Linked DNA regions of Mus musculus: region 2 is linked to region 1. The links are chromatin loops, found by intact Hi-C in ENCODE. Cell type or tissue: left cerebral cortex. All regions are shown on one strand.

What was found. Peaks named below come from ENCODE experiments on the same cell type or tissue, not always from the same donor. Only the 100,000 strongest peaks of a DNase experiment are listed, where the experiment ranks them.
Region 2: it touches region 1 in a loop (2.5-fold over the local background); 21 of 42 quality-filtered maps call a loop at or near these places.

The regions. Positions count from the first base shown.
Region 1 is chr15:88,827,912-88,830,411 of GRCm38, reverse strand. No RefSeq gene overlaps it. Among named protein-coding and RNA genes, the nearest start is that of Gm23144, 6.1 kb to the left of the region's middle. In left cerebral cortex, CTCF peaks have their summits at 382, 1,505 (motif pointing left), 2,040 and 2,262; DNase peaks (open chromatin) are centred at 473, 1,514, 1,929 and 2,276.
Region 2 is chr15:89,074,850-89,077,349 of GRCm38, reverse strand. It overlaps Trabd (TraB domain containing), which reads right to left and starts at 1,286. Exons shown (of 10, transcript NM_026485.2): 1 at 1,209-1,286. 1810021B22Rik (RIKEN cDNA 1810021B22 gene) reads left to right here and starts at 1,496. Exons shown (of 4, transcript NR_040417.1): 1 at 1,496-1,736. In left cerebral cortex, a CTCF peak has its summit at 1,496; DNase peaks (open chromatin) are centred at 913, 1,430 and 1,701; H3K4me3 peaks cover 2,307 bases; H3K27ac peaks cover 1,860 bases.

The DNA of each region.
Region 1 (2,500 bases):
TCATGCTCTGTCATCAGGTCAGCAAACCCAGGGACAGTCACTATGTAGTGCTTCTGGAATGGCAGTATAGCTAACTCTTCACCAATAAATTCATTGCTTTGGCAGACTGGGCTTGGCTGGAATTGGTTTCTGCCACAGCTGACCTTTTCGAGGTAATGAGATGTTTATTTGCATGTCCCCAGAAGTCAGCAACAGGCACGTCCCATTGATGACATTTTGGACAGCCAGGTAGACAGAATGACTTAGTCAGGTGTTGGCAACCCTGTCAGTCTCTGAGCACATGAATGGAGGGCTGTGATGGTTTAGACAGAAGCTATGCATTCCCTGGACAGCAAGGCTGCCCCGATGACCAGTGAATACACTCAGGACAGTGCCCCCAAGAGACTGGCTGCTGCTCTGCCACAGTGGAAGGTTGATTCTCACGAAGCTGCCCACGTACCCAGTGTGGCTCTCCTCTCTGCAGAGATCCTTGGCTGAGATTCAGGCTGCCAGCCAGATGCTCCTGTCAGCATTTTTCCTCTGAGGTGGCTGCCTGGAGCTAGCCACTGTGTGATGGTGTGGTGTGGTGTGGTGTGGTGTGGTGTGGTGTGGTGTGGTGTGTGTGTGTGTACATGTGTGCATGCATACACGCTGTAGTACCATACATACCATACACCCCAGAGTGTAGAGAAACACCCCTGGACCCAGTCACTCTGGATAGTCACATTGTCCCTCAGATGTGACATTCCATGTCCAGACATTGTACCCCACCATAGGGGCCAGAGTGGCTACTGATAACCACTGCCTAAAAGGAGGGCTTATCATCCAGCCTTCCAGAAGGCCACACTGAGCTATACTTTCCACCAGAGTCAGTTTTGGAAAGAACTACTAGCTGATTCAATAACTTTCCATTATGCCTGTTGAAGGCCAGAGAAGGCTGTACCTGGCAAGGCTCCCGACCTGGGTTTATGCTGAGACCCAAAGACCCTGCTGAATCTAGAAATCTATGGTGAGATCCTCAAACGTACATGTGTGTGTGCGTGTGCGTGTGCGTGTGCGTGTGTGTGTGTGTGTGTGTGTGTGTGCGCGTGTGCGTGTTCCTTAACAGCATGCAAAGAGGGGGTTGGGCCAGAAAGCCAGCATAGGCCCCAGGTTGATGCCCTGGAGACTGTTCGACAGGTAAGGCCCACAAAGAAGGGTGGGCATGACAGGTGTTCTGAAGGAGGACTCGATATGGGCAGCAGTACCCAGATTAGGTGAGGGGGACACAAGACTTCAGGCCACAGGTCAAATGTGAAGCCAAGATTTTCTTCCTATCTTTTGAAGGACCGGTCTGAATATTCTCTCACAAACACGGGTGGGAGGGAAGCACACAGGCTCCAGGTTGCAGCTCTGGGGTGGCGGAGGGGGGGTGACGAGGAGGGGGGGGAGGGGGGAGGGATGTCCCTGTAGTGAAGAACTGGTCCCACCCAGACACAGCAGAGTGTTAGAGTTGGCTTGGCCAGTACTGATCAACAGTGCCACCTGCTGGCCATGTACCCAGACAGGACTGGTGCGTAAGGAAGAGGTGACTCTGGCCTTCCACACAGTCTGCGGGGGGCCAAGGCACAGAAGGAACCTAGGGTCCCCTGCCCCAACCCAGAAGGCTGAGTGCAGGCAGAGGGGTGCCTACATTCAAACCCCACGGTCTATGTTCCTGATCTTCAGCTTGGGAACTCCAGGCCACTGTGGTCAGGGGACCCGGTCTGTTGAATTTGCCTACCAGATGAGGTCCTACTTGAGTCTGTCCACGTTCCCCAATGGACCCTGTCTGCTGCATATATCCCCAGGTTCCTCCCCCAAGAAACATTTATTTACTTAAGGAGGGAAAAGTAGCCGTCATCTCAGGTTGGGAAGAGATACCAGGTCATCGGGGACTCTGGGTTACAAGAGCATGTCCCAGCAGCAGAAATACCTGGTCCAAGGCCACAGCACAAACAGTGCCCCACAGTGGCCAGCGCCCAAACAGCAGCCACCCACACCCTGGTCCTTGATTCCTGCAGCACCATTCATGAGAAGGCTGCCCAGGCAACCCCACCTTTCACTAGGATGTGTACCTCATCAGTGGCCTTGTGGAGACAGTGCCACCAGGGGTCACTAAGCTGTCAGGATGGATGGCTGGATGGCTGTGGCGTCTGCCTTCAGTCACCTGAGAGCTGCCTGTGGTAGGAACACTGGGGAAGCAGCAGGGATCCTGGCCTGCACACACAGGTCTGCTGTCGGCTTGTCAACCCTGGTCAGTGTCCTGACATGAACTCCCCATCCCAGTAGGGTAAGAGCGACATCTAGCTGACAGAGCCACACAGGTGGAACTGAACAGAAGCCAAACTGAGGCAGGCCAGATTCTCCATGTTAGGTTCCAGGCAGGAGCTGACCAGAGGGCCCAGTTGGCATGGTGTCAGTTGTCAGTTGTGTCTGTGAGGTACAGGGGAAAGGGCATAACATCTGTCCACTGCCTTCGCCTGTGCACGCAGGTCGCAGC
Region 2 (2,500 bases), 250 kb before region 1:
GAGCCACGTCAGTCAAGCTCCCCACCTGCCCAGCCCCACAGCCGTCTCTCTTCTGGATCTATCCATACTAAGTGTGTTTTACCCAAATCCATACACCGAAAATATGAGGCTCAAAATAATTACATCAACATGCAGAGGTTTTAAGAGACGACTGAACTCAAGTGAAGCCATAAGGCAGGACCCACGATGGGATTGGTGTCCTTGTAAGAGACACTAAACAGCTATGAGGACACAACGAGAAAGGGCGACAGGACAGGCAGAGCCTTCATCAGTCACCCGAAAGACTAGCATTAGACCTAGGATTGCCAACCTTTAAAGCTATACTAAGAGGAATAAACGTTTAAATTTCTCAATCCACAAAACCCTGTTACCACCCTGATCTGACACACCCATCAAGCTTTTCAATCTCTTAAAACAAAACTGTTTCTCGGATGGCAGCTTGTTTCTCGGATGGCAGCTTGCTCCCCACCGCTGGTCCAAAGCTGACCGCGATCAACTGGAAAAACTAGACAAGCCTTCACTGTCTACTCAGAAAACCAAGACAGCAAGAAATGACAGGGTGTGCAAAAGCCCTGGCCTCCTCTGGTCTGTCTCTGGGAGCCCAGCCACTGCAGGACCCGGGAAAACCTGCTCAGGCAGGACATATTTTACCTAAGTGTGGCAGAGCTGAGGGCCGGAAGAGGAAACAAACCCGAGGTGAAGAAGCCTGGCCAGCTCTCCCGGGGACCTGGTTTCTGTCCACCTGGAGATGCCCCGGAGGAGCCTGCAGGCTCCCGGCTAGCAGTCCACTGTGCCAGAGCCCTGCTGGCATCCTGCCCCCAGTACCACGGCCACCGCAAGATGAGTCTTCCTAGGGCGACAAGACAGACAAGGAGGCCCAGGGACAGCTGCGTCGCACAAGACCAGCGGACCTCCAGCCCCTCCGCTTGGGGAGCACGAAAGCTTGGAGACTGTCCCCACTTCTAAAGAAGCTCTTGACGTCCCAAAGCCAGCGAGGGCGCTTCTGAGCCTCCGGGGTCCTCTCGGGGACTCCCGAGCCCAGGAGCAGAGCCCAGGAGCATCTACACCGTCCTGGGTCAGCCCGACCCGGTGAGCTCCGGATACCCTGGTCTTCGCAGTCCCCACCTGCAGCCCGCGCCCTCCCGCCCGCGCCGTCGAGGCGCGAGGAGCCCCGGCCCGCCCGCCCGCCCGGTCAGGCCACGGCGTACCGAGAGAGGCGGCGGCGCTCCTCAGCCGGCCTCCATGCGCGCGTCGCCGGGCTGACGGGCTGGGCCGGGGCGGGGCGGGGCGGCCGGACGGGCCGGACGGGCCGAGGGTGCGGGCCGCGCAGCATGCCGGGAAACACCTCCCAGGGCCGCGCGCGCGAGGCCCCGCCCCCGCCGGGGTCTAAGCGCAGGGCTCCGCCTCCCGGCCCGACGCCCCCAGGTCCTAGAGCGCAACTCCAGTTCACCGCGGGGTGCTGGGCCCCCCACAGGCGAGTCTGTGTGACGGGGCTGCGTTCTTGAAGCGTCCGTCCGCACCACGGCCTGGAGTCTAGGGAGCCGTCAGCGCACTGGACCGGGACAGAAGCTAGGGATCATACGAGGCGCCCTTCTGGTTTCCTTGGAGAATCGCATGCCAAGTGGAGAGGCTCAAGGGCAGAACTAAAGGGACAAAAGCTGGCCCAGTCAGCCCCAGGCCATCAGGACTTCCTACGTGTTCAGCTGCTTGTGACTGAGAGCCCGGAGACTGCGGAGGTCTCAGGGTGGGCGGGGCCCCAGTGACAGCAAGTGCCCAGTATCTTAACGCAGGCTTCAAACTCACCAGTCTCCTAGGGCACCTTAAAGGGTAGGGCAGGGAGAGAGGCCACTTGGCCCACTCAGGCCAGGTCTCCGGGCTGCAGGTCCTCCTGATCAGGGTTGATGAGTGGATGAGAGGAGCCGGGTGAGCCCATAATGGACACGTCTCCATTTGAGTACCCCAAGATAGGCTCCTGTGAGAGCCAGGCAGTGACGACCTGGAGCAGGCCCTGGCACGGGCCCTCCAAAGGGGAAGTAATCTCTGCCTAGTTCCCAGCTGCCCCATCCAGCCCTTTCAGGTTCCAAAGGGTTACAACTCTGGCCCTGATTTTTGGAGACCCTGCCTTGACATTGTACCTGTGAATGGCCCTCCTGGAAGTCGGCCACTTTGAGGAAGAGAATTCTTCCTGCACCAGGCAGAATTCCCTCCAGCAGTCTGTTACACAAGAGGCCCGCATGGAGACTACTGACAGGTATTTCCTGCCAGCATCTTCTTACAGCTTCCTGGTCTCCCGGAGGGCCTGGCCTCAAGGGGACCTCTGCCTTCTTTGCTCCTTAGTGAAGCACCATTCATCCCCCCCCCCCCTTGTCCACTACTTTGATGTCTGTGTTCTGTGGCCTCTTCAGGCCTCCTCAGCCCCATTCATTCTGCTTAACAGAAGACAGGGGTGGGCTTAGAGCTGAGACTGCCAGGCCCACTCTACCCGTTCACAAAGCACAAT